Regions from separate parts of the Homo sapiens genome. Here all the other regions are linked to region 2. Evidence: read pairs that join two places in POLR2A ChIA-PET (ENCODE). Cell type or tissue: K562. All regions are shown on one strand. Links, peaks and the distances in the headings refer to the core of each region. The heading gives the core; the rest is flanking DNA.

Region 1 (3,743 bases), core at 706-3,205, 56 kb before region 2:
CAGAGTAGCGAGAGAGAATGTCACGTAAAACTGGGTCTGGCTATGCGCCCTTTTTGTGTTCTTTGGCTTAAGTTGAGTTTGAATTTGTGGCTCTTAGAAGTATGTAGATATGTAGGAGCCAGTATACAAAGTATTTATGTAGCACCTACCAAGTCCAAAGACCCTATGAAGTTCTGAGATGGATGAGGGAGGTCTATAGTGTGATTGACATCTGCCTTTAAGGATCTGCCAATGAATTTGGGAAGATGAGGCATACATTCACACATACAGTAGCATGGTTACCAGCACTGTCTGTAGAGTCAGACAGATCTAGGTTCAAATTCTGGATCTGTTCTTTACTAGCTGTGGAACTGTAGGCAAGACATTCCAAACCACTCTTGAATCTCTGTTTCCCTGTGGCAGTGGTTCTCAAAGTGGGGCATACTTATCACCTGCGAGCTTGTTGGAAATGGAGATTCTCAGGCCTCACTCTGTAGGCTGTGGGTGTGGGGCTTAATAAGTTCCTGGAGAGATTCTGACGCAAGGTCAAGTTTGAGAACCACTGCTTAATGGGCTGGTCATGAAGATTAAATGAGGCAATATATATAATTAACATTTTCAGGTGTTCAATAAATGGTAGCCATTACTTACCAGCAACGTTATACATCATATGTATATATGTGGGGGGGGAGAGAGAGAGAGAGAGAGAGAGAGAGTGTGTGTGTGTGTGTGTGTGTGTGTGTGTGTGTGTGTGTTAAAGGGGAGTGGGAGCAATGTGAAAGCTAGTTGAGCTGCAGCAATCTGAAGCAATTCCTTTCCCCCATTGTTAGGGGACAGAGCCAGATGTTCTTTGCAGAGTCCTCACCAGCTCCTTAAAGGCTTAACAGACGTTTTGGGTAGCCATGCTCCTTCCCTGGACTCTCTTCTCTGTGAGTCCCCGAGTGCTGACTTATCTACAGTTCTAGCCAGAGTTGTTTAAGGACCACAGGAGTTGTACCCTGTGTGCCCAGAGCGGTGGCTAGGCAGTTTAGGGAGGAGTGGTGTGAGAGGCTTCAAAACACAGACCAGATTACCACCACATTCCGCTGATGATCTCTTTTTCTCTAGCGTGGGTATTGGTCTGTGCTTTTTCATAAGGAATTGCAAGAACCCCAAGGAGCAGGTGCTGGGTAAGACAAAAAGATGTCGCACTGCCATACCTCCCCTGGTAGCATCAGCCTTCCTGGCCTGGTTTCACTAACTAGTCCAGCAGGGGCTGTTTGGGGGAAGTGAAGGCTTTAAGTTATGAGTTTAGAGGAATATGGCTATTTCTAGGCTGGGTGCCAGGGAGAATATTTTCTTTCTAGCTTTCTCAGCAAAGATGCCATGATGAGAAGCTAAATCATGTCTAAGTTAATGGGCATATGATATCAAGGGAAGATTTGGTTTAAGCTTCCAGAATGAGCTCAATGGGAAAATTGGAGCAATGTTCAAAGAAGGATTGAGAAGCTGTGCTTTTATCATACTTCCTTAGCTATACGAGGACTTATATCTAAGCTTTAAACAATAAATGTTTATTTATTACTGTGTTGAAGACAACATTCTGGAACTATAAGGTGGACTAGATGGCTCCTCAGAACAGCTTTCTAATTTATATTCAAGGAATCCAGGTCCAAGGCTGATGAGAAGTACCAAATGTCCACATCAGTAAACTTTGATAATTTCTCCTACCTACAGAGCAAACTAGTAAGGCTTAAAAATGTGTGTGAAATCACCAAAAATTCCATTAAAGGCACATAATATGTTGGTGGTATCAATATGATACACGTACGTGCCTCTTTGTGGCAGGCACTGTATTAGGTTCCAGAGATCCTAAGATGAATGGGACACAGGCCTGACTCTTAACAGAGCTCAACACCTGAGATAAGTGTCCAGCACTTAAGCGTGGCCTTTGACATACATACCTTAGATGGTAAAAGATGTTATGATAAAGAGCCTGGGGGTGAGAGTTCATAGGTGACATGAAGTTTGAACAGGAATAGAAATTGCCCAGCAGATGTTCCAGATGGGGGTTACTCAGGACCTCTCAGGCTGAGAGAATAGTATAGGCAAAGTGGTGAAACAGCATGATAAATTTTGAGAATACTGACTAGTTTAGTGTTACCATTTTCATCAGTACACATTTCCTCCCCAGAATCAAGGAAAGAAGGACAGAGGACACGGAGTGGTAGAATGAAATTCTTTAAGTTGCTCCCTGGAGGTGCTTGCTACTCACTTTCTTCAGTGGCCCTGGGCCTTTTGAAAGACTGATGAATAGGTACCAAGAATGCACGGCTCCCCTCCTGTGCCTCAGCCCCGTGCCAATTGTGGGGAAAGGGAGCAGCGAGTGTCTGGGGAAAGAGTGGTCCCAGAAGGTTTGATAAGAGGCTAGAAGCTTAAGCAAAAGCAGGCAGGGAAGGGAAATGACCAGTGTTACCGAAAGGTATGAACAGGGGAGATATTGAAGGTGTTTGACCAGAGCAGAAGGTACATTGGAGAGAAAAGGAAGGACTAATTTTATGGAGAATCTTGAGTGCCAGGCAGAGAGATTTAGTTATAAGCACCTGAGACCTTCTCTTGACGCAAACACCAATTTGATCCCTCCCACTTCAGATGTCTTTGCCTGCTGGGAAGTCTGGTTTTTTAGAGGCAACTGCAGATTTTCAGGGGGTGGTTTGTGAATGGTGTCTTCTTCCTGGCTTTGGGCATGATGACGGTTGTAGCTTTGCTAAATATAGCCAAATCTAGAATTCAGAAATGAAGTCCAGAATAAGCAATTGCCATGGTCAAACTCTTTCTTTCAGTCTTTCTAACAAAGTAAAGCTCATTTAATAACAAATAATGATGAAGAGAGAGCAGCAGTTTCACGTGACTTTTGAGTGGGAGGGTATGAGGGGAGACATACACTTGTACCCTGGTAGCTAAAACGCCATGTAGAGTACACAAGAAAGGTTTGATAAATATTAACAAAACACACAAAAAATATTACTGCATCAGAGCCGTCATTTTAACTTGCAATATTTGAATGTTGACGCTTCGGAAAGGGGACTAGTACCACCTTCATCTTGCACCCTTTCAAGGATGCATGCCTTCTGAGCCTACTTATGAGGTAACTGTGACATCCGCATCTGAAAGAGAAAAAAATGATAATAATAGAAACGTATTGTCTATTAAAGTAGCATCTAGCACTGTGAGCTAGCAGAGACTTGCCTCCGGTCTATTTTATGGAGCCATATTTTGGTGTGGTGGAAAGAACACTGCATTATGAATTGGGAGATCAAGGTTTGTCAGTTCATTCACTCCCTTATTCAGTAAATGTTACTGAGCATTCATTATGTGCCAGGCATCATGCGGAGATAAATGAGACATGGCTGTGCCTTGAGGACCTCACAGTCATAGGATTTCAGATATGTGAGCAAATAGCTGCAGATGCTGCGCTGGAGTCATGTAAAAGAGCTGGGGAACAGACCCAAGGCAACAATTTTGTGGGTTGGGGAGTAGTCAGGGAAAGCTAAAGAAAGGTGACATTTGAGGTGTGTCTTCAAAAATGAGAACTTATTGCTAGATGGACAAGGTAGAAGAACATTCTAGGCAGAGAGAATAACATGGCCAAAGACACAAAAGCAGAAAAATAACTGCTTACTGGGGAGCTGTATGTTTTGAGATAGCGATAATCTACTAGTGGCCCAGGGCTGTGCTGTTCAATAAAGTAGCCCACTAGCCACATATGGCTATTTAAATTATCT
Region 2 (3,743 bases), core at 549-3,048:
GAAATGGGAACATGTATGTAGATGACTTTTCTTCACTGTAGACTATTCATACAGATATGAGATGGGTATGAGACCCAGGATCCCTAAAAACAGATTGGTAAGAAAGGCAGTGTAGTTGTTGGGCAAAGGGAACAGTGATTTTTAGAGTGTGGAAAGCTCTAGGAGAAGGAGGGAGACCAGAGTGGGGATGCTGCACTGGAAGTGAGGTGGAAGGCTTTAGATTTCCTGGTGAGTAATCGAGGTCTCTGAGTGCCTGGGGTTGAAGGTTGAGGGAGTTCAAAGACTTGATGCTGACCTGGGATCTTACTGAGACCAGTCGCTGCCTGTGTGCGTGAGGATACCACCTTGTGCAATCTAGTTCAATGGTGTGTCACCAAGAGCCTGACCTGACACCTAAATGTGACGTAGTGTCCCTTAGAAATCATGTCATGTGATGTAACGTTTAGCTTGAGTCCTGTATTAGAACCAGTGCAACTGGGGATTGGCTTGAGGCAAGTTCCCAACTTGAAACAAGTTGGGAAACCAAGGCACCAAGAGAAAAAGTTACCCCTACAAGTCTGGACTATTCAAAACTGAAGCTGAAAGCAACCTTCTGACTCTGACTTTCTTATACTCTTACCCCATTTCTTTTCTTTTATCAAAACATGGTATTACCAAGTTCCCAAGAGCGAATTATAATTAAAGTAACCACAGTGTAAAGCTCATCAACCCAGAGTCTCGGAATGAGGTGGAGAGAAGCTAGTTAGAGAAGAGGTATTATGTAATGACCTAATTATGAGGCCTGCCATCTGCTTAGGAGTCACGCCTGCCTGGTTAGGATTCCCTGATTGTGTTTTTTAAGGAAGATGCTAGATTGTTAAAGGGGGTAGGGAGAGAAGGTAACTATACCAGAATCATTAGGGCCTTTCTTGAAGGAGGCGGGTGGGTTTTGCGGGGAGGGAGATGAAGCAGCCATGGAGGGCTCCTAAGCAGATGTTCCCCATTAGCTTGGAGAGCAGTGTAGAAGGTTAATTATTCTGTAAAAGAGGTTCCTTATTAGGGAAGGGTGGTCAGGTGAAGCTGGCTATCAGAACATGGCTGATACCCCAGGTTTACCTGGAGAGACAACTAAGACATTTTTTTTCCATTCAGGGGAAAGAGTGAGAAATCCACTTTATTTTTTTAAGTGGACATTTTGTGCTGTGGATGAAGATCCGTAGCTTGAAAAAATATCCAGAAACTTGAAAAAGTGGAACGAAGTCAACTTAGAATAGAAACACAAACCACAATGCTCATGGCACCTAGTGAGTTGCCTCTAAAGGGACTCAGGGCCAAGAATCAGATGAAAAAATTGTACACATATCAAGAAAGTGGCAGGTGAAGAGAGTGAGTCTTTGGACCCACTAAGGGTATAGCTCTAATGCTGAACGGGCTCTTTGGACTTTCAGCCATGAAGCCGAGACCCAGGAGGATGTGGACACACTGCTTGTACTGCTTGTACAGTAGACATACAAGGAGTGACTTTCAAGGAAATTATTAAACTTCCTGAACACTCTTTCAGAGAATCTTTAACAGAAAATCTCTTTGCCTTCAGGTTTCAAAAATGTGCCTATATTAGGGAGATCAGAGTGATTGGAGCATAAAGAGTGAATATCCCCAAGGAAGTAATGCTTCCCTAATTCCTGCCTCTACTTCCCACCTGTCAGGGAGCTTCTTTTAATTTACTTCCATCCTCTGCTCACCACCACACTCCAGTGTGAAAGCAATGTTGTCTTTTAAAGAATTAGTAATTCAAATCCCTGTATAGAATTTCGGAGGTTATTTGGTGTATTTCATATCCCTGAAGAATCACCAAAATGTGGCAAATGTCCAGCTCCAAAGGTGAGAGATGTTTATGTCCCTCACTTTCACTTTATAAATAAGGAAACTGAGGGCCAGTGAAGTATAGTGACTTGCTCAAGGTCATAGCTTGTTATTTGTGGAACTTGGACCACAACTAGGCCTCCTGACTCCTGATGGTTCTTTCTGTTGCCTTTTGGTATCTCTCACGTGGAGTTTTATTTGAATTGCTGCCAGGAGTTCTGTGGCTGTGGCAGTTACATATGATCACGGTGGGTGTAACTGCACAGTCAACAGATATAACCCTGTAGGGGTAATATGGGGCTCTCACTGGTGTCTTAACTTCCAGCAACAGAGTCCTCAGAGCTCCAGGGAAGAGTTTTGAGATGCTAGACATCAGCATTCTTTCTGTAAGTTTGCAATGACTTTGGAACAGAAAATTTTATTTCCACATCTGAGTCTGTCTCTTCTCTTCCTTTTGACCACCACTTCTTGTTGGACACTGTTTGTGGAGTGTGGACTAACCTTGTGTCTTTCACTTGATTTTTTTAACATTCAAACTTTTAGCTTGAGCAGACAGCTGGCAAGAGGTTTCTCTGTAGAATATTGAATAGCCATTTAGAATGTGGGTTATGATGTTCCGCCCTCACCCCCCAGTAGCAGGTCTTTTTAGGGGACAGGAATTTGCAAAGTCATTAGCTTCCTTCCCCAGACCAAAAGAGCCAGCGTGGGCAAACTTCCTCACCACCTCTCCCACCCCGAAACCACTGGTAGGGTTTATTTAATTTAGTCTTGTGCATGTGTGCACGCACACACACGCGCACACACACGCACACACACACGTGCACACACACGCACACACGGAGGTTTTTCATGTATAGAGATACTCTGATTCTATTCTAAGTGTTCTCAGTATACTGCAGTTTCTACTTCTTATTTCAAAGAGATCTGAAATATGTCCTGATCCTGGGACAGTGGTTCCCCAAACTGGCAGATGATCTGTGTTGTCTGTGAGGCTTTTGTAAAAAATAGATCCAGGGCCCCACTCAGGCTTGCTGAATCAGACTCTATCAGCATTTAGCTATTTATTTACTAAGTACTTTATCAGTGATGTAATACATATTTTGTAAATTAGGTACTTAATAAGTAGCTTATGAATTTTACAAAATGCAAAAGCCAAAATTTGTCTTTAAAAAAATATTTTTCACACGACACTGATTTATCTTCAAAAATGCACTTTTTTTTTTTTAAAGACAGGGCACTCTGTCACCCAGGCTGGAATGCAGTGACGCAATCATGGCTCACTGCAGCTTCAACCACCTGGGCTCAAGCAATTCTCCCACCACAGCCTCTTGAGTAGCTAGGACCACAGATGCGCACCACCATGCCTGGCTAAGTTTTTAAAAAATTATTTTGTAGAGACTGGGTCTCGCTGTGTTGCCCAGGCCGGTCTCAAATTCCTGGGCTCAAGTGATCTTCCCACTTCAGCCTCCCAAAGTGCTGGGATTATAGGCATGAACCACCATGCCCAGCCCAAAAAAGATCTATTTTTAACCTAAAGAAAGTGTTTTGCGTCAATTTTCAACCTGTTATCATAAATGTACATTTTTAAATTACTCCCTTTTTTGAAGCCCTGAATTAAAACGTTGCTCTGCAATTTAGCAATCTCATTTGACACTCGGCAGGTGGGCCAGTCCATTTTCAAATGGGCCATTTTCAAACGTATTTAGAGAATACTTTTCACTAGTCATCCTTATATTATTGCAGAAAAAAATACATTCACTCTACAATGCCACACTGATTGTAGTGCACTGTTTTTAAAAAAACAAAACCAGCTGGGCGCAGTGGCTCACTCCTGTAATTCCAGCACTTTGGGAGGCTGAGGTGGGTGGATCATGAGGTCAGGAGCCAACGTGGTGAAACCC
Region 3 (3,743 bases), core at 706-3,205, 53 kb after region 2:
GAGAGAATGAAATACTGAAGGACAATAGGGAAAGAGTGACATTTTATCTGAGTGGGAGCCTGAAAGTTTCAAAAAGGACATGGCATTTGAACTGGGGTTTGAAATGAGATTTTGATAGTTGGCTAAGGAGGTGGGGTTGTGGAGGGCATCCTGGCCTAAAAGAAGAGCAAGAGCAAAGGCACAGGTCAGAGGCTTGAAAGTATGAGGATGGTTTCTGCAGAGGTGAGAAATGTGGCTGAAATTTACAAAAATGGCACTCTTGCATCCCCCACCGTGGAGTTTCCTCTTTTTTCCCTCTCCACCCACTTTTCCCTCTTACTCTGCATCTCCTGTGTTCCACTTGGGATGACCCCTGTTGAGATACTTGGAGAGGAATAACTTCCCTGTGCACATTAATGAGACTGCCAGAAATAAAACGTTTATTTATGTGACTGTGAAACCAAATTTTCACGTGCATTACTAAATGATATCTTGGAATGGGTGGTTGGGGAATGTTTTTCAGGTTGAAAACATCCTCTTGCATGACCGAGGCCACTATGTCCTGTGTGACTTTGGAAGCGCCACCAACAAATTCCAGAATCCACAAACTGAGGGAGTCAATGCAGTAGAAGATGAGATTAAGAAGTAAGCTTTTTCTCCTTTCATGGAGTTTTGTCCACAATCAGATGAGCAACTTTACCTTCAGCTTATGGATGAGAAGGTCAGGGTGGGGAGAGAATGGTGATAGTCAGTTGTCCTTCATCTCAGAGCATCATGTTTACAGTTGGGTTGTTTGACTTTAAGTGAAGAATGAGGAGGGGGTTTACAGGCATACATCAGAGTAAAAGGAAGGACTCTTAGAGCACTTTATCAGTGGTCCTGTGGTCATTGTACATAGATGTTTTGATTTATGATGTCACAGAGCCTATAAAAAGCTGAGAGGTGCACACACCGTAAAAGTACTAGCATGTTTTTAAGTATGATCACAACAACCATGACATTATCAGTCAAACAGATGTGCTTTTTACTGAACCCTAAATTGCTCCTTTCTTCCTGCTCATAAGGCGATCTAAGTGGAAATAATGGTGAGTAGGTTATTAAAGTCTCTGCAGATACTGAATCACAGACTTTCATGATAAAAAGCTTCTTTAGATTTGTGACTCCAATAAGAGCCTGACCCATTTTCTCCTCATGTCCACAATGTTGGATTTTTTACAGGCAACAGCACTCGCTATTACTACTAATAAGTCAACAGTCTAGCCTGCACACCTACATCCTGATCTTCTCTGTCCTTTCATGCGTCACCCCAGACAACCATGCCCGGGGCAAGAAGAACCTGATCGACCCAAGGCCCTGAGGGATGCCTAGACGTGTCCCATCTGGGATCTAGAGACTAAAGCATCATAAATCACATGCTTGGTAACACCAAGACACTCACTTCGAGGACGTGCTTATACTACTTTTTTCTGGAGCAAGAGATAAAACTGTTATTTCAGCCTGATTCCAGGAGCAAAGAGGAAGGGCTCTTGATTCCATCCACTCCTCACCCCAGCCAGGGCCCACTTTCTGCTCTTCTGCAGAGTACCACAGTCAGTATTACATCTCTGTGTTGAGCCACATGTAAAGGCCATTTTTAAAACAACAAATTGACAAAATATAGTATCAGTATAAGAATTTTGAGAAGATTTTGTCATTTGAGGACCCAAGAAAAGTTGCTTTTAGAATTTATTTAATGCATTAGTGTCTGAGTCCCCACATGTTCTTAGACTAGGAGGACTGCTGCCAGAACGCCTTGGTGTGATGATATGATTGTACCAAGGACAGCCTTTCATTTTATCTCTACTAATATTTCATACTCTCTTCTGCAGATTGCTCCCAGGGATTCTGTTAATGTAAAAAGAAAAAAAGTATTTCTGCTGCTCCTGGTTTTTAATTATAGTATTGACATATTTAATAAAAAATGAATCTCTTGATTGTAGATACACAACGCTGTCCTATCGAGCACCAGAAATGGTCAACCTGTACAGTGGCAAAATCATCACTACGAAGGCAGACATTTGGGTAGGTGTCAGGTAACCTATCCATACCTCAGATAGCAGCAGTCTTGACTGTGAATTCCCAAGGTTAATGCACACAGCGCTATAGCATGGTGGCTACTGTACCATATCATGGTCTACTTACCCCTCAAGGTTATTCTTGATGTGAGAATACCAGCCACTGCTTCTTGAAGCATGATAAAGAAAATTACTTCCAAGCTCTGTGAAAATTATTTAGATTTTTTTTCATGTATATGTTACTGGTTCTTAAGAGCAAAACAGGTAAATACTTATTATTTACTGGAACACGATTTGGTAATAATGGTAGAAATAATGTAACTCAGCTGCTAACAGTGGTGTTGGGTTCTAAAACTCATGTTTCTAATACATTAATAGTCTATAGTTTTTGTATCTGCTAGTAAATGTGGATGGTGCCAGTTTCTCATTAGATCCATTTAGAGTCATGATAAATAAGCCACTAGTAGCAATCTGCTATCTTTATTTTTTAGGCTCTTGGATGTTTGTTGTATAAATTATGCTACTTCACTTTGCCATTTGGGGAAAGTCAGGTGGCAATTTGTGATGGAAACTTCACAATTCCTGATAATTCTCGATATTCTCAAGACATGCACTGCCTAATTAGTAAGTATTTTAAGTTTCTAGTTTCATATTTTTATTTCTAATCACAAAGAATGAATTGGGGGATAAAGGGATTAGATTCCAGGAGTAATGAGTTAGATGCAAAGGTAAAGAAATTAGTTGATAATGATTGGGAACTCAAAGACAATGTAACTGTCTAGTTAGAGTGGTGGGTCTTTTTGCTAGAAATCTGAAGTTCTGTTTCACACCTGAGCCCAGCCACCCAAGCAGAAATCCTAACTGCCTGGAGCAGTATAGTGCTTCTATATTCTGTTGCAGTCTCTATGAAAGCTCCGGTACCAAAGGAGTCCAGCTGACTCATATCAAGTGATAAGAAATTCATCTTTGCAAAACTGGAAGCAACTCAAATGAAAATGATTGCAGTACATTCACTGGAGTGAATAGATAATTAAGACTATATAACTCCGTGGAACCAGGTTTTTCTTCTCATTTAGGTTAATCACTGGATTTTGATAACATGCATCTAAACTCAATGCTTTCTTAAAAATAGTCTTAAGATTCCCCACTATTTGGTATCATCATAGCAAGCATATGTACTAACATTCATTAACCAGATGGTAGAATAAGTAATCTTTAAAGAAAAAAAAAAGAATAATATTTGCACAAAGCCCCTATACTAAAATGCTAAAGAAGCAGAGATTTTTATCATCTTTCCACATTGGTCAAGACTCTTAACATCTAAGTTTTAACTGTTATGGATTGATTATAAATCCTGAGTAACCCATTTGGGTCCTGCATGGGGATACACTGGAAAAAATAGAAGCAGCAAATGTGGGTGGAGCATCTGACATTTGTTGAGGGCCTACTTATACCTCATTTAATTCTTAAAATCCTTTATGTATTAAGTGTAATTATTCCCATTATGCAAATGAGGAAACTGAAACTGAGAAAATGTAGGTAACTTATCCACTTAACATAGATACAGCTTTTAAGGTGCTGCCCATTCCATTGTGCCAGTTTTGTCAATCAGCCTCTTCCATTTATTAACAAAAAAAGGAGGAATATTTAAAGGGCTGGATTATGACATTTAATAATTGTTGGATTGTTTTAAGAGATAAAGCATTATGT

What was found. Peaks named below come from ENCODE experiments on the same cell type or tissue, not always from the same donor. Only the 100,000 strongest peaks of a DNase experiment are listed, where the experiment ranks them.
Region 1: POLR2A ChIA-PET joins it to region 2 with 5 read pairs; 18 of 35 experiments call an interaction of 5 or more read pairs at or near these places.
Region 3: POLR2A ChIA-PET joins it to region 2 with 5 read pairs; 3 of 35 experiments call an interaction of 5 or more read pairs at or near these places.

Annotation. Positions count from the first base shown.
Region 1 is chr2:69,637,006-69,640,748 of GRCh38, reverse strand. All of the region lies in intron 2 of AAK1 (AP2 associated kinase 1), which reads left to right. Among named protein-coding and RNA genes, the nearest start is that of AAK1, 4.9 kb to the left of the region's middle. In K562, for the core only: no CTCF peak of the experiment used is centred there; no DNase peak of the experiment used is centred there.
Region 2 is chr2:69,581,304-69,585,046 of GRCh38, reverse strand. All of the region lies in intron 2 of AAK1 (AP2 associated kinase 1), which reads left to right. Among named protein-coding and RNA genes, the nearest start is that of AAK1, 61 kb to the left of the region's middle. RefSeq lists a silencer at 1,936-2,230. In K562, for the core only: no CTCF peak of the experiment used is centred there; DNase peaks (open chromatin) are centred at 2,086 and 2,516.
Region 3 is chr2:69,528,922-69,532,664 of GRCh38, reverse strand. AAK1 (AP2 associated kinase 1) reads left to right here. Exons shown (of 22, transcript NM_014911.5): 6 at 503-624; 7 at 1,959-2,040; 8 at 2,525-2,657. Among named protein-coding and RNA genes, the nearest start is that of SNORA36C, 11 kb to the right of the region's middle. In K562, for the core only: no CTCF peak of the experiment used is centred there; no DNase peak of the experiment used is centred there.